Linked DNA regions of Homo sapiens: all the other regions are linked to region 3. The links are chromatin contacts, found by Hi-C or POLR2A ChIA-PET in ENCODE. All regions are on one chromosome and are shown on one strand. Each heading gives the region's core, a stretch centred on a gene start or an enhancer-like site at or near the end of the contact. The rest is flanking DNA. Distances are from core to core; before and after follow the strand shown.

Region 1 (6,106 bases), core at 331-2,830, 1.8 Mb after region 3:
TGTATTAAAAATGTTTGTCAAAACTTTTTAAAAGAATATTATTAATTTCCCAGTCTTCCTGTTCGTCAAAAATCCTGTAAAATCTTATCATGAACATGGGTTAAGTAGTTCATTCTTTGTGAAGTTTATATAATCTTTTGAGTTTTCAAAAGGAAACTTTTCAATATATTAAATTTGTTACTTTGCTATCATCACTAAACCTGTTCAAAACTACTAGGTAGAAAAAGGAAAAAAAATCATTACTTAATGTAGCAGCAATAACAAGATAAATAATTTAGTATCTGTGCATAAACTTCCTTAATACTGAAATTTTTGCAAGGCCAGTGTATTCTGACTGAAAATGTACAGACTGTATGGACTTTGTTTGTTAATAGTATATCTCTTGGCACTTAAATTTTTAATTCTTGTAACCGAAACAAAGCCCTCTAAAAACCCTCTCCCCACTGGGTTTTCAAAAACAGCTTCAAGTGTTGCATTTCCAAATAAGAATAGCTCATAAGAATATCATCAGAACTCTGATAAAGCAACTATTTTAAACTATTTTGTCATTTTTCTGTTTCTAAGCCTTTCACCTAAGTTACATGATAACATTCAGAAGAGGAAAAAAATTATCAGGTACAATACTTGGCAGCTGGACATGTGTCAATTGTTGCCTGTAAATCTAATTACTGAAAATTAGAGCACACCACGGCATGACCGTAGAGACAAAGACACTGCAGCTGAGCTCTGATTAGAAAATTCAACTTTTTATTCCTCCCGACTCCTGAATGAGTGGATGGTATTACATTAACTGTAAAATGTACATCCTGTCCCGGTGCCCAGGCCACCCATTCCAAACGAGGAAAGGTCGTTTGTCAAAACTTGAAGCATTTGAAGGAAAAACACCCTCATCAGTAGTCAAGAAAATTAACGTTAAAGTCTATTATTGGGGGCAAAGTACGTAAAACCACTAATAGCAGTGTATTTACTTCAAATAATAATCATAATAATGTGTTTACAGAGCTGTCTTTAAAAACAAAACAAAACAAACAAACCTCGGCCCTACACTGACTACTTTAAAATCCCCACCGTCACAAAAACATTCCAAAAACTAAGACCAAATCTGGACCCCACTTGATATCAAGGATGTTATTGGATTTGAGGAGTTTGTTCAAAGTACGTCATTTTGAGAAGTTGCATCCACTTAAAGATATAAAATATGGCAACCAACTAGGTTTAAAAACAGTGAAATTTTATGTCCCTGAAAGCTTAAAAGCTGTAAATCTAGAAACCCGGGTCACGTAGGCAACATTATTGACTTGTTTTCCCCACCTCTCTTAATACCAACCTGCAGCGCAGTCCTTCCAAATCCATTTTGTGCATTGACGTTTACATTATTTTGCAACAAACTAGTAAGTTGCTCTAGGTCCCCCCTGGCAGCTGCGGACGCCAACTCGTTCCCCCAAGGCTCGGCCATTCTTTAGGGTCCTGACGATCAGGAAAAGATGAATTAGTCGTTTTTCTTTTTCCCCTTTCCTTTGCTCCTAACCAGGCTGCATGATGGCATCGGAGACTGACAGAAGGACTGGGATGGTTAATCTGGAGTAGAGCTTGGTAGTAAATACTAGTAAGATCTGCCTGCCAAAAGCCCGCCCCTCGATTCACACGTGATTATTCAGCAAAACTGAGCCATTGGAGAGGGGCTCCTCGCCTCGCTTTTTTAGCTTAACCCCTATGAAGAATTCTGACGACTCCACAGAGAGACACACAGACACACATACATTCCTGGTTAATGACTCCGGACGTCAGATGTAGGCAGAGCTGTCACGTACCTACGCTACAGATCTCTGTGAGGAGTGTGTGTGGAGACTCAAGGGACTATAGATCGGGGCAGAAAATACCGCGGAAGGAAAGACATTCAGGGGGAAGAAAAGGCATTCACCCACCCTTGTTCACGGTGGTGACTTGAGCCGTGTGAGGCAGAACTGCAGGGGCAGGTCCTCCAGGGGGCTCGGTTTCCATCCGTCTCGCCGAAGGGATAGTCCTGGGTCCTCCGCTGCTGGGAGAGCGCCGCGGTGGCTGGATGCTGACGTGCTCCGGAGGGTTAAAAGATGATCGCCAAAGGCGAACGGGAGTAGCAGTTCGGTGGCCCTCAAGTTACAGGTCGTAACGATTGCCCAGTGCTCTGGGCTTCTCCAGAAGAGCCTTTGGTCGCGTCCGGGCCAAGCCGTGGGCTAATGCCGCTCAGGAAAGCTCCGGAGCCCGCCCGCCAGGCAGCCGCAGCCCCGCCGAGCCTCAGAGGCCGTGGGAGCCGGGCTCGGCGCGCGTCTCCGGAGGCTGCCGGGCGTGCGGCGGGCCCCCGAGAAGCCCGTCATGCCGGCCCCGCCAGGTCCCGGGACTCCCGGCAGCCCGAGGAAGGAGAGTGATGCGGAAAGCGTCTACGGAGCCCGGACTGCTGGGGCAGCTCGCGGCAGCATTGCGGCTGCACTGGGCAGCCCCCCCGGGAACTTCCCGCCTACGACCGAGCTCGTTCAGGCTTTCTGCTGTAGGCACTCATTGAGCTGCTGCCGCCGCTGTCCTTTCCTTCCTTTCCCGGTTTTGTGGGGGCCTCTGGAGATGGGGAGAGTCCTGGGAAACGTAGGCCAAGTTCTGAGTAGGGAGAGTCGCCGCAGTTCCGGGGCAGCCAGTCCGGTCGCCGTCTCGGCGAGCGCTCAGCAGCCTCGGCGCCCGGTGCCACTTTGCCACCTCTCGCGGTCCCCGGCCTGTGCCCCTTTGCTGCGGACAGGGCAGCCGCCAGCCAGCTGTGCCCTGGAGCAGAGCCTGGCAGCACTGCTTCCTCCTTGGCCGCACCGCTCCCAGTGACAGTTTCTTTTGTAGCTGATCCCCCCCTAGATCGCCGGTCCCTGCTCCTTTCACCCCTACAGGCACTTGCGTGTCGCCCCCTTTTTTGCTTTTTTCCTTCACTCCCTCCCTTGCTGCTTTTTTCGCTGAAACAATTGCTGCTTCTGTTGCCTCTCAGAGAGGGTGCCGGTTTCTTCTCCCTTTTTTCCGACCTCATCAGCTTTTTTTGAAAAGAAAAAAATTGAGCGCTTTTTGAGTTGAAAAACCCGCCCCCATTTTAACGGCAGAGTTTTAAGGAGGCTCGGCAGAGTTGCAGCGCCGCGGGAGCGGGAAGGCCGGGCGCCGCCCACGCCCCGCCCTCCGCCCTGCTGGCGCTCGCGCTCGCAGTCTCGCACGCTCCGCCCGCCCGGTCCCGCGCCCTCATTCCCGCCTCCCGCTCTCCACCTCCTCCCGTCAAGTCTCTCGCGCCGGCTCCCTCCTGCCGGCTAGGCGGCCTGTCCCCAGCTGGAGCGGGGTTCGGCCCCGCGAAGTCCGGCCTGCCCTTCTGCTGGCGGGCTTGAGTCTGTGACGCGAACCCCCAGCTGCCCCAATTCCTACGGGGGCGAGGACAGGGGTTTGTTATTTAAGACGGTTGTGGAGGGCCGCAGGGTCTTTGAGGCTCCGCAGCGTACGCTGCGGGAAGGCGGACAGCGAGCTGGCATAAAGGGAGTCGTTCCTCAGCGCTAGCGGGGCAGGTCGGCCCGCCTCTGTGCTCCCCCGCCAGGCTCGCAAAGTTCGGGCGGCCAGGCTGCGGCTGCTGCTGCCTCCTCTAGGCGCGCGCGCTCTGTAAACTCGGCGTCCTTCGCTGAGCCCTGGCCTCGGCCTCGCACCTGCCAGATCCATGCCCGACGGCGCGGTGGGCAGGGGTGGCCGCGGGGGTGGAGGGAAAAATCCGGACTGCCACTAAGCACAGTGCTCACAAAAAGCAAGTCTTGTGTAGACTGAATTTTATGAAAACTTAAGACATGGCATATGTAAGAACGAACTCTGAAGCCTTAATTAATCAAGGACTGGAAACTGCGAAATAGTCCTATTATTAGAGAAAAAGGAGAAAAGCAATTAAATTTAAAGCAAAATTTAAAATAAGTCGTGTGAAGTGTTTTCTAACAAAGCCATTTCTTGGTTGCCGAAGTTCTCTCACTACTTAGAAGTGGCTTGGATTTTGGGGATGTGGGGTTGGGGAGGGTGTCTAGAATGGTCTCTCTCCTAATCCTTTATTTAATCATCCGACACCAATTTCCAGTACTTTTAACTTCCTCTTTTAGCTATGTGAGATTAATTAACTATTGCTTTCTGTATTTTTATACTCTTAAAAATATCCAACACGGTTGCATGATGCACCCAGTGGTCAAAATGAAACCAAGCAAAAAATGACAAGTCTAATTAGAACCGGCCTTTGGCAAGCGGATCCTCAAGCAGTATCTGTACCCTTCTTGAAGTACACTGGGAGTATTAGCAACAAAACACACCAGAAATATCTGGGTAATCATCCAGCAAGAGATTGGTAGGTAGAGGGAAAGTTGAAACTGGGAAGAATCTGGCAGTGTTTTCTTTAATGTAATTGTTGAGAAAAAAACTAGAGTTCTTTTCTTAGGTAACTAAACTTGAATTGTGAATCAAATGAGAACTACAAAACAAGAAATTAACTCTCTTTTTCTTACATATATGTAGACGTTTCAAATAGAAACATTTAAGATTCCATTTATACCAGTAAGAAATAAATAATAATTTACTTTTGATTATTCTGGGAACTGTGTAATCTTTTCATACAGCCAGAGGGTGTGAGGACATATTAGCACTGTTGGCTGATAAAAGAGAACTGGTATTAGTCCAATTTATGAGGATTGCCTTCTAGCATTTATTATGGTTTCTTGCTTAGAGATAAATTGTAAAGAGGAAGAATCTTAAATTGTATGATTACATAAAGTACGGGTAAACGTACTATAATTTTCATGAAATAAAATGCTTATTGCTGAACAACTAAGGAAAACTTATGATAATTTAAGATGTACACAGAGTTGTATTAAGATTTTTGGAGGCCCTAAGCACTGAAAAGATTTTGATGTTCTACCACCTCTTCCTTATATAGAAATAAAAAGAAAAATAACAGAACCCCAAAATAACAGTAAAAAAGTCCAACAAAGTTCTGATTTTTTTCCCATGATGGCTACTTCAGTGGTTTTGCTGAGATATTAAATTATTTGGCAAAGGTTTTTTTTTTTTTTTTAACATTCTGGTTTTGCTGGTGCCCTGAAGCATATGCTTCATCTGCCTGTTGGGTAAACCAGAATTGGCAGTGCAGAGCTTAGGGTCTTAGTTCAGAAGGCATACATAAGTATTACACAGTAACTCCAATGAAAATCTAGTATTTATTGAGGGCTAGTTCACTACAGCAGATTCAAGGGTATCTCTACCCTCAATAAGCTTATATTCTAACATGGCTTACAAGAAAAATTCATAGTTAAGTTTCTACTATATTGAGAGTGGTGCTTTCCTTTTTAACATCAAAATGATAAGTACATCAAATACTGAAATATAGCCTTTATAGTTAGATATTAAATATTAACAGTCATGGAAACCTTTTGCTCCAGCAGTTCATAATCATTTAAGGAGACATAGAAGTGGCCGGGCGCAGTGGCTCACGCCTATAATCCCAGCATTTTGGGAGGCTGAGGTGGGCAGATCACCTGAGGTCAGGAGTTCGAGACCAGCCTGGCCAACATGGTTAAACCCCAACTCCACTAAAAATACAAAAAAAAATTAGCTGGGCGTGGTGGCTGGCGCCTGTAATCCCAGCTGCTCAGGAGGCTGAGGCAGGAGGATTGCTTGAACCTGGGAGGCAGTGGCGGCCCAGCAGTCTCAAAAAAAAAAAAAAAAAGAGACATAGAATAGAAATGTGATTCAGTCAAATTATTCTGTGCTTTTCCCTCATTGACATAGAATAGAAATGTGATTCAGTCAAATTATTCTGTGCTTTTCCCTCATTGACTCAAGTAGGTACAGTTTCTGAATGATTAACTTTTGGAAATGTGTATGTGGTATTTACCATTTATTTAACTGGTCTCAAAGTTTTCCTTTTTGTTGTATTTATAGATCAACAGAGGTGGAAAACAGACTGGGCACCCCCAGGCAGCCTTTTATGTGACTTTATAATTGTAGCTTCAGCATTTTATTTCTGAGATTCAGTGGTTTTTTTCATATAGGTACTTATTTATGAAAATTTTTTATTATTTTTATTTTATTTTAT
Region 2 (6,102 bases), core at 2,500-4,999, 1.2 Mb before region 3:
TTTAACAACAGAAAGACAAATTCTATGGAACATACCCTATTATAGTGGATGAATACACTGTGAACTCCCTGAGCAATGACACAGGGTCTGCCCATCTGTATTGCCCCCAACCCTCACCCCTAACAGTGCCTTCCACAAACACTGTTGTAAAATGGACAAATGGATGGATGGATGGGGTGGGTGGGTGACCACTTCAGATGAAAACTAGAAGTCTGATTCCATCCAGCAGAGGGCACAAGCAGCTTGGGGCTAGAGTAAGGACCCTAACCTGGGCTCCTCAAAATCCTGGCTGCTTTGGCTTCCAGGGATCATTTTCAAAAAAAAGGCACAGTTCTGGTTGTTTTTTTGTTTGTTTGTTTTTCTTTAGATTACCCACCAAATACCACTTATCTTTCTAAATGAGGAAAAAATAAATACAATTTTTTCCTGGAGAGTAAACCCACATCATTTGTCCAGAAGCCACTGGAGGAATTGACTTTGGTTTGGGAATCCTGGCGTCCTTTAATTTCTACTACTAAATCAGCACATCCTGCATTCTCCCAAAAAGGATCTTCCTGAGTCTATGAGGTATGTAACATGACCTAAGCATTAAATTAACATTTGAACCCTTCAAGGCTAAGAACCAGAAAGGCAAGAGAATTCTACACAAAACTTCACTACTTGGGTTCATTTGTCCCTCACTATTGTACTGGGTGGTGTATTACAAATGGACCTGGTCAGGAGACAGGGCCTGTTCTAAACCATGGTGAAAACTCCATCCAAATTGAAAAATTAAAATACTTAGTCACTACAACAATAACAATGCCCAATGTAGATCGTAGTAGCTGTATTATATATTGGATCAAGAGTAACAGCGACATTTTGATAGTTTCCCAGCCTGCTACAGGAAGGCAGCTTTGTAACCCATACGACAGCATAGAAAAATATTACAATCATGTATGTTCTAGCATTTGGTCACCACAAGCGAGCCAAAGTTACCACGAAGTGTACCATTTCATCAAATGAATGAAACACAGCTGTATTACATTAAAAACTCAGTTCTATACAGCTTTCTTGAAAAAGGCCAGACAAAATTATTGATAACTACACATGACAGTTTTTTAGACCTTGAATCCAGTTTCCCAAGCAAAAAGCATGACTATGCCAGTCAGGTGGACTGGGATTGTCAGGGAGCCCACAGGGTAAAATTGTGAGCTGAATCTACGGCTAATTTGAAGAGAAGAAGAAGAAAATATCTAACTTCAGTAGATAAAGTAAGATAAAAATCCCCTAAGAATAACAAGTTGTAGCAGTAACTATGATGTTTAATGATACTGGATGATGGCTACCATTTATTAAGCACCTACCAGTTGCCAAGCACTGTGTTAGGTACTATATAAAATGATCTCATGTAATCTTTAATGATCCTATGAGGTCAGTATTGCCTTTTAATAGACAAAGAGACCCACGGAAATAAAATAACTTACTCTAGAACAGAGCTAATAAGTGGCAGAGCCAGAATTCAATCTCAGGGCCGCATTACTCCAAAGCTCAAGCTCTTTCCTTGGCATGATGCTGTTTCTCAAGACTAAAAATATGACATCAACCTTAAGGATAAAAAAAATGTGAAAAATTAATCTCACCCACCTGTTCGATCCCTCTAGTATTCACTGGATGAAGCCTGGGGGGAGGGGGTGGGGATAAGATTAAAAAACAAAAGCAAACAAAAAAACAGTGCACATCTGGGGAAAGAGCTAGTGGGAACACAGCCAGGACATTTACAACGAGGCCTCCCTTCTTCCCTCAGCCAGGCCCAAAATGAGCTACATCCATATACCAGGAGAACATCTGCCAACCCATGGCCTTCATCCCAAGGCTGCAGACACTTTTGGTTTATCTGAAAATGCAGTATTCTTGGGAAAATTTCTAACATAAAAACCTAAACAGAAACTAAACTATGGGTAGTTCTAAACCACCAATAACCAACAATCCACCTTCATTGTTCTGTGTGTCCCCATTCTTCAATTTTCAACTTTCCTCACTACTTTTTTCCTATAATATGCACTTTCCTACCTGCCTTCTCACCCATACCCTTTCAGGCTCCCTACTTCCCTCCAAGAACATGCCAGTCTCTCCCACAACGTGACACTCTTACCAATTCTAGCGCTTCTCACACCAAAAATCCTAACCCCACTCCCTTCGCCCACCCCAGCTCTCCTGCCCCTTTCAACCTTCAGACCCTTCCAGCCCTTCCGAGCCCCTGGTGAAAGGTGGCTTGCTGTCCCACAGACCCAACCTTCCAACCTCCGATCTCCCAACCTTCACCTGCCTCCCCTTCCTTCCCCACACTCCTCCACCCCCCACTCCTCTCCTTCACCATCTATTCTTCCCTTCTTCCCACTCTAGGGGCTTCCCTCTCCTAGGACCCCAATCTCTCCATCCCTTTCCTTGCCTTCTGTTCTCAATCTTCAAGACCCTCTTCCTTCACGCCTCACTATCCCCAACTTGGCATTCCACACCCCCAACTTTTCTTCCCTGCCCCCAAGACCCCACCCTCTCTATTCCTATCCTATCTCGTTTCCTCCTTGAACCCCTAAAATCCCATTCCCTTCCCCCTTCCTTCTTCCCGCTCTCTCCCCAAGCATGCCTCTCCCCGAGTCCACCCAGGCTAATCCTGCTCCCTGTCCCACCCAGGCCCCGAACCCCAATTCTCACACGTCCCCATAGCCTGCCCCCGCACCCCTACGCCACCCTTAAACCCATCGCCCCCACCAGTATACCTCATCCTCCCCTCAACCCGCGCCCCGCCGTCCCTCTGGGGCGTCCCCTCCCCCACCCCGCCCCTCCCTAACACCCCGCCCCCGCTCCCACACGCAACCCGGGGCCCCGCGAGCGGCCCGGCCCGCGGCCGCCACCTACCTGTGCCCCTGCCCGGGGCAGCGAGCGGCAGCTCCTCGGTGACGGCTCCCTCCTCCCGCGGCCCGGCTGACGGGGAAGGGCTCAGCACCCCGGGCACAAAGCTAGGAAGGGTGGGACACAGTGAAGGTGGGAGGAGGGAGGGGGCTGGGGGCAACCAGGCGCCGTGGGACCGCGGGACCGGCGGGGGCGGGAGCAAGGCTGGGCCGGGGAGGCGCGCGTGCGCGGGCCCCGGCACGAAGGCGGGGCCGGACCTGGAGGCGGGGCCAGGCCCAGGGCAGGCGACCCGAGGGCCGAGGGTTTGGAACTCGCAGAGGTGGGCCCTGCGCGTGCGTGCTCGCGGGAGGGTGGGTCCCCTGGGTCCTGCGGGCCCCGGGGATAGAGCTGAGCTGGGGGAGGGTAGGCAGCGCGCGCCCCGGGACTGGCCTGGGGAAAGGCGCACAGGAGTGGTTTCGCATCTTGGCCCGCGAAGTAATGGGAGCCGGAGAGGGCGGGGCCGATTGTGGGCGGGGCCTGTGGGAGGCGTGGCGCTAAGAGCTAGGGGTAGGAGGGGCCGAGGCCGCCGCGAGGGGGCGGGGCTGAGGCGGGGTGGGGCCTCTGGGAGGCGTGGCGCGAAAAGCTCGGGGTAGGAGCGAGCGCGCCCGGGAACTCGGTGGAGCGAGCGCGCCCGGGAACTCGGTGGAGGCCGCGGTGGCGGGGTGGGGCGGGGCTGAGGGCAGGGCGGGGCCTGTGGGAGTCGTGGCGCAAAGAGCTCGGGGTAGGAGCGCGCGCCCGGAAACTCAGCGGTGGCCGCGGCGAAGGGGCGGGGCTGAGGGTGGGACGGGGCTTGTGGGAGGCGTGGCGCGAAGATTTCAGAGTTGGAGCGCGCGCGACCCCGGACTCCACGGAGGCCGCGGCGAGCAGGCGGAGCTGCGGGTCGGGACGCTCTGCGTGGGGCGGGGCGCAAGGGAGGTTTCGAGCCCGGAAGGTCCGGCGCCCAGAGCTAACGGGAGTCCCAGGTGAGCGGGTAGCGGGGTAGGCAGGCTGGCACCAGAGGGTATGGGGGCCTGGCCGGGCAAGGCAGAAGGACGGGGATGTTGGTGGGAAGGGAGCAACAGTGGAGGGGTGGTGAAGAGACGCGCGGCGGGAGGCGTGGAAGGGCCGCGGCGGGAGGTCTGACGCGGGCCCGCCTTTTCCTCTAGACCCTGGAAGCGCCACTACCAGCCCACGAAACTCTTTGAGGCCAGAAATAGCGTCTTGACCCCCCAAAAGGGAAAACCAGTTGTAAATCGAAATTAATTAGTCTACCAAAATGTAATGTAAGCTGTCAGCCGCAACGTAACACATCTAGCTATAAATTGTACCTAAGGTCGGGGGCATTTATATATTCTTTACATAATTTGGGGCGGGCCTCCACAAGTCTGAGGCTTTAGGGCCTTGAACTGAGGAGGAGGGTTTGGGATGGAGGTGAGAAGGTGGTGCCAGGGCTGGTTTGCCTTGGAAGCCGTGGCCCTGGCCCCTCGGAGACAGAAGCCTTAGGCCGGGTCCGTGTTTTCTAAAGTACACCACGTTCCCAATGGATGATGCTTGAAGAAAGAGCGTGAGGAGTCCAGCTGTAGCACCAGAACCAAGGGAGCTGGTCAGGGAGAAGGTCCTCTAAGGACTTGACCTGAAGAGGTTTGGGGAAAGAAGGACCACAAAGGGCATGTGAGCTAGCGATGAAAGGGTGAACTGGGGACGAAACCAGTGGCACTGGTTTAGAAGACAGGATAAGGCATCAGGGAATACCAGGGTCAGGGATTGTAAAAAATGGAAAGGATAGCACCCCAGAGTGTACCACCTTTGGTAAACTGCGGCCCTGAGGAAATTGCCTTGCTCTAAAGGGGTGGGGGATTAGACTACCTCCCAAACCTGCACTTTGTTTTGTTTTTTGGAGACATAATCGCTCGTCGCCCACGCTGGAGTGCAGTGGCGCGGTCTCGCCTCACTGAGCCTCCGCTTCCTGGGTTCAGGAGCTTCTCCTGCCTCAGCCTCCGGAGTAGCTGGGATTACAGGCACCTGCCACCACACCCAGCTAATTTTTATATTTTTAGTAGAGACGAGGTTTCACCATGTTGGTCAGGCTGGTCTTGAACCGCTGGCCTCAAGTGATCCGCCTGCCTGGGCCTCCCAAAGTGCTGGGATTACAGGCGCCTGCCACCAGGTCCGGCTAATTTTTGAATTTTTAGTAGAGAGGGTTTTGGGGTTTCACCATGTTGCCCAGGCTGGTCTTGAACTTGTGAGCTCAAGCTGTTCGCCCACCTCGGCCTTCCAAAGTGTCAGGATTACAGGCGAGTCACCAGGCCTGGCATTGTATGGATTTCTCTAAGGTTGGTTGCCTCTTCTCATTAACTGCAACAAAGAACCTTAAAGAAAACCAAGTCTCTGCCGTTTCTACTTAAGTAATTCTACCCAAAACAGGAAATAGGAAGGGTAATGGTGAATATAGAAGGTGTGAAATGAGTTTTGTATTAAAGCATGTGTTTGCTTCTCTCAGAAAACTTAAGAATGTGAGGTAAGAAAAGAACTGAACATTTGGAGAGTACATTCTTTCCTATTCATCTGCTCCATATCAACCCTAAAGTGTAACTCTCTTTTAAAAAACAAGTTATCCGCCGGACACAGTGACTAGCTTCTGTAATCCCAGCACTTTAGGTGGCCAAGGCAGGCGGATCGCTTGAGCTCACGAGTTAGAGACCAGACTGGGCAACATGGCAAAACCCCATCTCTACAAAACAAAAAAATTAGCCGGCCGTGGTGGTGCATGCCTGTAGTCCCAGCTACTAGGAAGGCTGAGGTGGGAGGATCGCTTGAGCCCGGGAGGCAGACGTTGCAGTTAGCCGAGATCGAGTCATTGCACTCCAGCCTGGGCCATAGAGCCCAGACCTTGCCTCAAAAAAAAAAAGTTCTCTCCCTACATCTCCAACCCTCACATTTCCACCGCCAAATAGATTACTGCATAGTTTCCCCAGCTTTACACTATTTATACTTGGGACCAATAATTACTTGAGGATGTGCTGTCCCGTATATGATGGTATATTTAGCAGCGTTCCCTCCCAAGTTGTGACAGTTAAAACTTCAGATGTTTTGAAGTGTCCCTTGGAGGCCAAAATCTACACCCAGTCCAGTTGAGAACCACTGGAGTACAGGATAAAGTTCATTGCCATTAACCTGGCTTTTCAGATCTTT
Region 3 (5,580 bases), core at 666-3,165:
GGAAGATCACTTGACCTCAGGAGTTCAAGGTTGCAAAGAGCCATGATTGTGCCACTGCATTCCAGCCTGGGCCACAGAGCAAGATCGTCTCCAAACAACAATTCTCAAACTCACTCTTTCTGTGTAGTCCACTAGTTACCTCAAATTTCAGTTTAAGTTTATATTAGTCAGGTGGGAAATGAGACCATAAAGTGAATCATTCAAGCACCTAGCTGGCCTGGGCACTTGGAATAATAAGTAAGGAACGGTTGCTACCTAGAACTTACATTCCACAGGGAGAAACAGGTTAGCATACAACAACAGTGTGTGAAAGTGAAGGAGACAAACACAGGAAAATGACAGACTAAAAATGCAGGAGTGAGTTAGGGAAAATTCATAGATTAAATAATTTTATAGTATATTACTTTTCTAAAAAACTGCTGGAGGGAAAAAAAGAAACTGACTAACCTCCTAGGGGAACATAATTATCAGGACTTAGTTTTGCCTTATTCCTCCCAGAGACCAAAATTTAGCTTGTTGCATATGATGGAGCAATGTTTTCAATAAATGTACAGCAAACCACTTATAACCCAACTCAATGAAAAAACCAACTGAAGCCTCAACCTATTTTCAGACAGAAAGAAAATTTGCAAATATAAGGTTCTCCCAACTAAAGGCAGACAGGGCAAAACAAATGAACTCTTTAGAAGGTTTAAAGAGACTGTCACAACCTGCCAACCTGATTGTCAGTCCTCAAATGCCCTTGGTCTCTGCCTCCAAATGAAAACAAATCATTTGTTTTTAGTAATAATAGCCAAGCTTGTAAATAAGTATTTTTAAACTTCTCCAACTGCACCTCCACATTAAAAGATGCTCAAAATAAAAAAAATTCAAAACATTTTTTAGCTATTTCTGTCAAAAGACTAGATCTCTCCTGAGGTCACAGTATGCATGCTGGCCCTCACTTCACTGCTCTGTAACACACCACCACTTCGATTTTGCAATGACACTAGGTGAATAGGCTTCCAGGATCTCTTCAATGCCTCCAAAAACGAAAAGGAAGAAGCAAACCTATAAATCCCTATCTGCCCGCCCTACAGCTCCCGGGAAGCAACAGTCCTCAAATTGTTCCTGCTTAGACCCCTGAAGCCCGTAGAAGGAAATGGGGACAGCTGCGACGGCGAACCGAGCGAGGACATCCGATAAGGGAAGAGGAAACGTGGATGGAAGAGGACGAAGGGGAGAAGGAACACGGAGAGAAGGGGGCAGTGGAGATAAAATGGTGAAGAGGGGTGAGAAGAGCAAGGAAGAGCAGCGAAAACTAGGGAGGAAAGGGGGGAAAGTAAAAATCACATAAGAGGAAAAAAGGCAAAATGATAGAGGAGAAAGAAAGGAAGGGTTAGGGTTAAAGGACAAGGAGTGGGCGACAAAGGGAATGCGAAAAAGGCTGTCACTGGGGGTGATAAAAAGGATGTCATCGGGGAGAAGGGAGATTCAGGGGGTGTCACCTAAAGGGGTTCACCGAAGCAGGTGAATGGGGAAGGAGGAGCTGAACACCGAGGGGGCGGTAACGAGGGAGAGAGGTAAAGGCAGGGAGCCCGAGGGGACACCAGAGACAGGGAGGGGCAAGACCGCAGGGGCCAGCGCGACGGGCGGGGGCTAGGGTGGCGGGCGGCTGCGGCTAGGGCAGGCCTTGCTCCCTCACCATGGCTGCGCCGGCCTGGTCCTCGGGCATGCAGCCTCCGTCCTGGGTGCGGCGGCGGGCCGGACCGGAGCCCGCCCCCAGGCTGAGCCGGCGCGGAGGCTCCAGGAGGCTCCGGCGAGCGGCGGCTCCGGGCTTGGCCCAGGCCTCGGCCTCTTTCCCTCAAGCTAGGAGCGTAGCAGTAGCAGCCGCAGCCGCAGCCGCAGCCGCAGCCCGAACCAGAGCGCAGACTCCGCCCCCGCGAGGACCCGCCCGGGCGCGCGAGCCCGCGCCTGGACCCGCCTCCGCTCTCAATGCGCAGACTCAGACGAGGGGGTCCCGCCCCCCCCAGCCCGACCTCCAGCTTCTCCCCCTCCCAGGCCCTTAAAGGAGCCACACACCCCCAAATCCTAGCATCCCTTCAAAATATGAAAAGCTTTAAATATTACATCATGACGAGAGATTAGAGCATCGCTCACTTCGGTCACCTATAGACTCCTCTGTCATTCACCATCATTCTCTAAGATTTGGGCTTCTGGTTCACTGTCATTCATTACTACTATTGTCATAACTCTTGGTTATTTCAAAATTCGCTTAATTCTTCCAATCCTCTGGCCTCTCAGATTCTTCTCTAGGGATCATTCTTGGCTCAGCCTCTCACTCTCATGCTCATACGAATAATTGTAACTTCTCTACAATCTCAATTTTAATCCTCTAACTCCCATTGCAACCTTCTTCCTTTCTTTCTTTCTTTCTTTCTTTCTTTTTTTTTTTTTTTTTTGAGATGGAGTTTCGCTCTTGTTGCCCAGGCTGGAGTGCAGTGGTGCGATCTTGGCTCACTGCAACCTCCACCTCCCGGGTTCAAGTGATTCTCCTGCCTTAGCCTCCCGAGTAGCTGGGATTACAAACACCCGGCACCACACCCGGCTAATTTTTGTATTTTTAGTAGAGAAGTGGCTTCACCATGTTGGCCAGGCTGGTCTCGAACTCCTGACCTCAGGTGATCCGCTTGCCTTGGCCTTCCAAAGTGCTGGGATTACAGGCGTGAGCCGCTGCGCCCGGCCACAACCTTCTTCCTTTCTAGCTCACTCTGTCTGATAATACTCCAACTCCAAAAACTTCAACTCCAAGACCCCAAATCCATTGATCCAACTACCTTTTCGCTATTCCTCCCCACGCTGGCCTTATGTACTCACTTTCTTCCTGAAACAGCTTAGATTCTATCGTCCGTCATGAAATGGAATCTAATAGAATCTAAGCTGTTTGGGGAAGAAAGTGAGTACATGAGGTACATGAAGTCGATTTCTTCAGTATTACCTTCATTTCTCTAGTCGTTCTCTGCTTTCTTTGTACTGACAGAACTCCAGCAATGGAGTGGGTGGAGAAAAAGCCAAAAGTGGTTGACTGACTCCCCGTAAATTTGAGATCATTATTCTCAAGAGGCCATAATGAGTGGCTACCCTACCACATTTCTCCAGTTTCACACACTCTCCCACCTTGCTACATAACTATTTCAAGTCTCCTGTCTCTTCAAACCTCCGACACTTCCTCCCTCATCTCATTTAGCTGATGATTTTGCTTCTAATTCACAAGAAAATCAAACAAACCAAAAAGAACATCTACAAGTTCCCAGCACCCACCATGACTTCCAACGAACCTGTAACTCTGCTTTGATGCTCTCTCTGCCTTCCTTTCCTTACTACAAGTTAATTATTTGTCTTTTAGCTAACATCAAATCCTCCTCAGTTCTCAAGCATCTGTGCTAAAAGACCCAGATTTTATCCCCAATCACAAAACTAAATTTCTGTAAAATACAATCAAAATTAATTACTAGAAAAAATTAAAATTTAAAAACAAGCATCCAAAATGCAAGCCCAGATTTTTTAAACCTGCTTAACCATTTTAAAGTGTACAGTTCAATGGTATTAAATACATTCACATTGTTGTGCAACCATCCCCATCAAGAAGCTCCAGAACTTTTTATTTTTTCTTTTATTTATTTATTTATTTATTTATTGAGACAAGTTCTTACCCTGTCACCCATCAGGAGTACAGTGGCACAATCACGGCTCACTCAGCCTCAAACTCCTGGGCTGAAGCGATCCTCCCACCTCAGCCTCCTAAGCAGCTAGAACTACAGGCACATACCACCACGCCTGGCTACCTTTTTTTTTTTTTTTTTTTGTAGAGACAAGGTCTCACTGTGTTGCCCAGGTTTGTCTCAAACTCCTAGGCTCAAGTAATCCTCCTGCCACAGACTTCTAAAGTGCTAGGATTACAGACGTGAGCCAATGTGCCAGGCCTCCAGAACTTTTTTATCTTGCAAAGCTGAAAGCTTGTACTCATTAAACAATAACTCCCCATTCCTAACTTCCCCCAATCCCTCGCCATCACTGTTCTGCTTTCTATCTCTATGAATTTGACTACTCTAGGCAGAATTTTTATTATTAAACCCAACACGCGTAACATTTTTCTGTCAAATTGTTATAAAAGTTTCAAAATATTAATTCTGAATTGCTGTCACAAACTGGTGAAAAACCATTTCTAGATGGTCACTAGTCCATTGATGACACTTTGAGGAGCTCAAGTACTAGGTCTCATACCACGTCACTTTCTCAAAGACACCTATCCAGCAATTCTTCCTCTCACCTACATCGCTATTTTTCTGCTATTACCTCTCATTGCTATAGCAACATGATTTTATTTCTTCCATCTTAAAACAATCAAACAAAAAAACCCTCCTTAGGTTGCAGTGAGCCAAGATCACGCCACTGCACTCTAGCCTGGGCAACAGAGCGAGACTCCACCTCAAAAAAAAAAAAAAAACCCTCTCTTGACTGGACTTGACCCCCCACCTACTGCCCCATTTCTCCATTCTCTTTTCTGCAAAATGTCTCACAAAGGTGGCTTGTACATGGTCTCACTCTGTTGCTTAGGCTGGAGTGCAGTGGTGCGATCTCAGCTCACTGCAACCTTAGCCTCCTGGGTTCAAGCAATCCTCCCACTTCAGCCTCCCAAGTAGCTGGAACTACAGGCATGTGCCACCACGTCCAACTAATTTTTGTATTTTTTGTGGAGATGAGGTTTCATCATGTTGCCTAGGCTGGTCTTGAACTCCTGAGCTCAAGCAATCTGCCTGCCTTGGCCTCCCAAAATGCTGAGATTACAGGCATGAGCCACCTCGCCTGGCCTTGACTTCCTTTTTCTCATTTTCGGTGAGATCCTCTCTGGTTAAGCTTTTACCTCCTCCACTCCACTGAAATGCCCTTGTCAAGGTCACTAGTGGTGTCCATTTGCTGACACCAGTCAATTCTCAGTCCTCGTGTTACTTGACCTACCAACATCACTAGACACAGCTCATTACTTCCCCCTCCTTGGCTACCATGACATTTCACCCCCTCGGGTCTTCTATCTCACTGGCTGCTCCTAGTTTCTCCTCATTTCTCTGACCTCTAAATACTGTAGTACCCCAAGGCTCAATATTTCGACTTTTTGTCTTTTGCATGTACACTCCTTGATAATCTTATCCCAACACATTACTTTAAATATTATCTATGCTGTGATAACCCCAAAATTATATCTGCATTCTGAATTTCATACTTAAATATCTAACTGCCAGCTAAACATATCCCCTTATATGTCTAGTAAGCTACAATTTTTCTTAGTAGTTACTCAATAGACTTCCCCTCAAGTACCATGGATAAGCCAATAAATACCAAAGAGAATAGGACCAACAATAGTAGCTTAGACCAATCATGATTTACTCTCCGTCTGATCTGTGAGTTACTTTCCCTAAGGACTTCCTTGTAGTGGAGGAAAATCGTCATTAAAAATTAGAGTTCTGGGCTGGGTGTGGTGGCTCAGGCCTGTAATCCCAGCATTTTAGGAGGCTGAGGTGGGTGGATCATGAGGTTAGGAGA
Region 4 (5,435 bases), core at 2,479-4,978, 1.2 Mb before region 3:
CTCAGATGACCTACCCGCCTTGGCCTCCAAAAGTGCTGGGATTACAGGCTCGAGCCACCGCACCCGGCCCCCAATCATGGCTTCTAGCTGGTGGTTGACTATTTCTGTAGTCAGAGCCCTCCCCAGGGGATATGGATCTCAAACCTCCCAGGGCAGAGACAGAAATGGGACCATTTCTAACAAAACCTGGGGCCTGCAACTCCCCTTAGCACTGGGCATAGAGTGACAAATAAAACACCCTCTTCTCTCAAGGAAGTCATGGTCTAGTGCGGGGAATAGACAAGTAAACAAAAAACTACCATTTCCTAAATGAAGTCCAGAGGCGGAGGGTGTGCGTGGGCTACGAGAGCAGGGAGAAGGGGAAGCTAATTCTGGTTAGAGAAGTCAAGAGGACTTCACTGAGGAAGTGATTTCTATGCTGAAACCAGAAAGACGGCAAGCAGTCAGCTGGCTAAAGTGGGGATAGTGTCCTGGTGGAAGGAACCACATGGCCAAAGGCCCAGAAGCCAGAGACAGCATGGCTCATTGGAGAAACTGAAAGAAGAATCATAGAGCTCAGAGTTGGGAAGTGTTTTAAAATACACCCAAGACCTTTTTTTTTTTAAATAATTGAGACGGGGTTTCCTTCCTCTGTCACCAGGCTGGAGGGCAGTGGTGTGATCATAGCTCACTGCAGCCTCAAACTCCTGGCTCAAGCCATCCTCTCACCTCAGCCAGAGTAGTTAGGACTACAGGAGTGCCACCCAAACCCGGCAAATTTTGTGACTGTTATAGCTTCTCCTTATGTTGCCCAGGCTGGTCTTGAACTCTTGACCTCAAACAATCCTCCTTCCTTGATCTCTCAAAATGCTGGGATTATGGGAATGAGCCACCATGCCCAGCCCCCAACTTCTTAAAGTAATCAGGGCTGATTTTCCCCACCATGTGTCACTCTTTATTTATTTATTTTTGAGACAGAGCCTCGCTCTGTTGTCCAGGCTGGAGTGTAGTGGCACAATCTCGGCTCACTGCAACCTCCGCCTCCCAGGTTCAAGCAATTCTCCTGCCTCAGCCTCCCAAGTAGCTGGGATTACAGGCGTGTGCCACCATGCCCAGCTAATTTTTGTGTTTTCAGTAGAGATGGGTTTCGCCATGTTGGCCAGGTTGGTCTCGAATTCCTGACCTCAGGTGATCCGCCCACCTTGGCCTCCGAAAGTGCTGGGATTACAGGCGTGAGACACCGCGCCCAGCCGGCACTCTTTTCTTTACCTGCTGGTGCAGTGGTATGAGAAGCCAAAAATGCCTAAGTGGTAGTTACAGCTTCCAATTCAGTGGAACTGTAACTGGAATGGAAGTGTTCTCTCTCCGCCTTCCCTGCTTCCCTGGGACCAGGATCTCCAACCAAGCAGAACTTAAACTTGTGACGCAGGAGGCACACATTCTATGTGTGTAGGTTTCACTGAAAGTGATAGTAAGAAGTGCTACCCCTTGGTTTGCAAATCTATAGGTATTTAGAACAAAGTACCATTATAAATAATTGATAAACCATTGGTTTAGTACATGTACTACATGCCGGAGGACAATGCCCCAGTCTCCTGAGTATTTTCCCCAACCTGGAGCCCTAACTGTGCCTTTAACAAGCCATTCCACCATCCTATTAGGCCACCTACTATTGGATGACTGAGTCACATGGTAAGACCAGTGGGTAAGACCCATGGTTATGTGTCACTGTTGCATGTTCTTTACAATTAAATTGGTCCCTTAGTCCAAAGCAATGTTGTGCAGGTAATCATTGCAGGATCCGTAAGCAAGAGGACTTTGCTTTCCTTTAACAAGGGGGAAAGGACTACTTCTGCCACAGCCACCTTTCCCTTGAAAGATTCAAGGGAAACTGGAAACGAGGGATGGTCAAGTCTCAGGCTTTCCTACCCAAATATCCTCATCCCAGTTCTCAGGTTCCCATTCATTTTCTGACAATGCCCCAGCTTTGATGGAGGAGACCTACAGAGGCTGTGCATTCAGTCTTCGTTGAAACTTTGCCACCCTTACAATTAGATCTTGGGCCTGATTTTCAGTCCAGTCTTTCTCAAGGCTATAGAAGAATAAGAATCTTCAAAGCTGCCATAGAGGCTCTCTAGCTTTCACAAAGTGCCTCAAGTTGACAGTTGGCTGTTCTAAGTCTGTCATTTTATTTTCAAGGTTTCCAATGGAGTTAAGAACACCCAGTCCATTCCATAGTCCTTATAATTACCATTGTCCTCTTAATGTTCCTGTGCCACAGCCACTAGATAACTCAGCACCTTATCTTCTACCTGCACGTTATCCCAATCAACTGCAGACAGACACCTTAGTAATTGTGATGCCATTCTATTCTAAGTGTTATCACACCACCACCACCCCCCTCCTTCTCTCTCCCCTTAACACCAGCAATATATTTGTTGTTGCCATGTGACTGGTGCGCAGTTCAGTTAGAAAATGCCAACCTAAGGTTTTATTTTCTGGGGCCACTTTTGGTACCAACATGCCTTCATATTGCTTCCTCATATGAGTAGTTTATTGGCAAGTATGAATCCAAGCACCAGGAGTGAAGTACAGGGCTTGTATATCAGGGAAGGAAGGAGACCCATTGCGAAGATGCATTGTCAAATGCGTCACTTCCAAAGGCATTTGGTTGCTTAATCCTGCTAGGTAGTTTGAAAGCTATATGAAAGGGCGCCTGAGGGGGAAAAACAGGAAAAGCATATATTCATCAAGTGTTGACCCCATTGGTCAGAGATTTGCCTCATGAGACATTAACAACTCTCTACCCCTACACTTCTGGGATGCACCTGTCTGGGTGCTGATTGGCTCCAGCAAGGTCCCATGGCCCCATCGCATGAAGAAACAAGCCTCGAAGCAGAAAGTGAGAAGCCTGAGGCATAGACTGGAGGCAAGCTCACTCAGGTTATATCTGCTGACGCTGGAATAAGATGAGTGGCGGTGAAATAAGCAGCAGGTGAGGCCAAGATGATCTGAAATGGGACATAAGAGGTGGCTGATATACTAGCACAGCTGAATTCATGAACTGAGATTCATTCCTGGTACATACTCAACCAAAAGTGCCCTGCACATGCTCTAAGCCTCAGCTTTCTCTTTGTAAAATGAGGATAATCACCCCAAGATAGCAGGATTGTTCTGAGAATTAGAGATCCTGCATGTACAAAGCCTGATCATGATCATCTTGGGGAAAAAAATACACTATATATGGCTATTATTAGATGTAAAGTCTTTCCAAGCGCTCACTTACTGGGGGTGCTCATACGAACAGACATCGCGCTTTCGATCACTCATTCAGAATGTAATTGACTCATCATGTACTTTCTCACCAGTGAAATTTTTGTGGCCAAAAGAAACTGAGGGACTGGTGACGCGGGTGACTTAATTTTTTCTTTCACAATCGTCTTTCATCACCCGATTTTATATTTCCTTAGGAAAAGAGGTATAAACACACAGTAAGAAAACCCTAAACTCGAGAATTTTCTACGTTCCCTGGAGCAAGGCCAGCCCAAGTAGTCACACTCAGCGACCCCACCACTCCGCCCTCGCCTGTCTCTTTAAGAACTCGAGGCTCAGCCTCGGGAGAAGGGCGGGCGGGAGCGGGCTCTGCGCGCCGCAGCACGCAGGTTTCTCTGGGAGCTGCTGTCTCTTTAAGGAGGCGGGGCTCTTCCCGGAGGAGGCGGAGAGGTTCCGCCCCCCGGATCTCCGGCTTCCGGCAACTGGGCTGGACCGAAACCGGCGCGGAGCAACTGAGGCCCGAGCCTTCTCGGGACCCGGGGGACGCCTAACCCCGCGAGGTGAGGCTGCCGAGTTTGCGGGACCTGTACGAGGCTAAGGGGGTTCAGGATCTCCTGCCCGCCCGGGCCGCCGCGGCCCAGCTCCTCTCCCTGAAACACTGCCTCTGCTTCGCGGTGTCCCGGGCTGCAGGGTCGCCGACACCCCATTGCCTACTAATTGCCTGACTCCGCTCTAGGCTCCTTACACGCACTCCCATTTAATGACCCCCGCACTGTGTGACTAGGTATCGTTATGCACCCATTTTACAGATGAGGAAACTGAGGCCGCGAGGAGCGCGCATACAGCAGAGAAGCAGCAGAATCGGGAATCAAACCCAGCTCTGTCTGACCCCAGAGCCTGTGCCTTTAACCACTGGCTAGGCTGAACTGCCTTTGTTCTTCACTGTCCCCATCACCTCTTTCAAACCTCAGCCTCTCCTTCCTCATCGTTACATCTCTAGGCTGCACCTGCTCTCTAAACATTCACACAGTGAGTTGAGATTCATTCCTGGTACATACACAACCAAATAAGGTTGAATTGGAACCTTTGGATCCCCGGGGTTAGTTTCTTTGTTACAGTTTTAATATTTAATAATACCTGATGCTTAGTGGTTATCTTTATATAAACCTATTAAACCCCACTGAAAAGGGAGGCAAGGGAAAGTGATACCATTTCTAATACATAAGAGTTGTTTGCAGATACTTTATACTGTCATCCTATTATGTTTACCTATTTTTTTCTTTTAGAACCCTGCAAATTTTCTTCCTCATAATTGGGAGAAGACTCACTGGCCGAATGGCAGCAGTAGATGACTTGCAATTTGAAGGTATACCAGTTGGGTGCCCACCTTTATATTTATGATCACTGTTGCTACAGTCACAGCAAGTATTTTCATTCCTATACTGCCTCACACATTGAAGGATATTATTTCAAACATCTTGGTGGCTGTTGGCCACATCCAGGTGTTTCCTGTTTGTCCACACCAGCTGTTTTTGTTTTTGTTTTTTTTGCCAGATAACCCTTCAGATTGGTAACGAGTATCATAAATTTAGTACAGTGATTACAGAAAATGCTTACACAGTTCCTGCTTTAGTTCAGAAAACATTTATTGAGCACTTACTTTGTGCTTAGAACCGTACAAGATACTGGAGACAAAAAGATGAAGAAGTTTATCCACTGGTGGAGTAGATAAAAATGTAAAAAGATCATTAGGATGAAATGTGATCAGATCATTCCCTCATTGAATCAGTAAATATCTCCTGGTTGTGACCAGGAACCGGGCAATTGTTCTAGTTATCAGGGATAGAAGAGTGAACAAAATAGTTTCCTTGTGAAGCTCTCAGTCTAGTGAGGGGGACATGTATTTATTAAATGATCATTTAAATATATACCTACAAACTATGAAAGTGCTGGAGGAAAAGTTCAAGGAGATATTAGGACTCATAACCCAGAGCCTGACTTAGGCTAGGGATTGATGAACACTTGTTTGTTTGTTTGTTTGTTTCTTTTGATGGAGTCTCACTCTGTTGCCCAGGCTGGAGTGCCTTGGCTCGATCTTGGCTTGCTGCAACCTCTGCCTCCCGGGTTCAGACGATTCTCCTGCCTCAGCCTTCTGAGTAGCTGGAACTACAGGTGCCCGTCAC

Evidence for each region. Hi-C counts contacts between places; a loop is a spot of excess contacts on that map. ChIA-PET counts read pairs that join two places held with the same protein, here RNA polymerase II (POLR2A). Pooled maps may share reads with other maps.
Region 1: a loop to region 3 is called in a pooled map, with 5 times the contacts of the local background. The contact joins the promoter of CDKN2C here to the promoter of ZYG11B in region 3. A Hi-C loop is called at or near these places in 6 of 50 pooled maps. POLR2A ChIA-PET finds 5 or more read pairs at or near these places in 2 of 52 experiments (BJ and CD4-positive, alpha-beta T cell).
Region 2: a loop to region 3 is called in a map of naive thymus-derived CD4-positive, alpha-beta T cell, with 6 times the contacts of the local background. The contact joins the promoter of IFT25 here to the promoter of ZYG11B in region 3. A Hi-C loop is called at or near these places in 1 of 168 maps with a recorded cell type or tissue (naive thymus-derived CD4-positive, alpha-beta T cell), 1 of 37 single-sample maps with no recorded cell type and 6 of 50 pooled maps.
Region 4: a loop to region 3 is called in a map of B cell, with 22 times the contacts of the local background. The contact joins the promoter of YIPF1 here to the promoter of ZYG11B in region 3. A Hi-C loop is called at or near these places in 1 of 168 maps with a recorded cell type or tissue (B cell), 1 of 37 single-sample maps with no recorded cell type and 7 of 50 pooled maps.

The regions. Positions count from the first base shown.
Region 1 is chr1:50,965,719-50,971,824 of GRCh38, reverse strand. It overlaps CDKN2C (cyclin dependent kinase inhibitor 2C), which reads right to left and starts at 1,580. Exons shown (of 2, transcript NM_078626.3): 1 at 1,328-1,580. The coding sequence starts at 1,456. RefSeq lists silencers at 2,242-2,511, 3,062-3,321 and an enhancer at 2,742-2,811.
Region 2 is chr1:53,943,346-53,949,447 of GRCh38, reverse strand. It overlaps IFT25 (intraflagellar transport 25), which reads left to right and starts at 3,749. Exons shown (of 6, transcript NM_016126.4): 1 at 3,749-3,893. It overlaps LRRC42 (leucine rich repeat containing 42), which reads right to left and starts at 3,098. Exons shown (of 9, transcript NM_001256409.2): 1 at 2,899-3,098; 2 at 1,627-1,660. RefSeq lists silencers at 255-304, 78-372, 2,783-3,852.
Region 3 is chr1:52,722,788-52,728,367 of GRCh38, reverse strand. ZYG11B (zyg-11 family member B, cell cycle regulator) reads right to left here and starts at 1,915. Exons shown (of 14, transcript NM_024646.3): 1 at 1,685-1,915. The coding sequence starts at 1,714. RefSeq lists a silencer at 1,525-2,104.
Region 4 is chr1:53,888,090-53,893,524 of GRCh38, reverse strand. YIPF1 (Yip1 domain family member 1) reads left to right here and starts at 3,728. Exons shown (of 11, transcript NM_018982.5): 1 at 3,728-3,812; 2 at 4,062-4,281; 3 at 4,539-4,618. The coding sequence starts at 4,588. RefSeq lists an enhancer at 3,495-3,789 and a silencer at 4,675-4,969.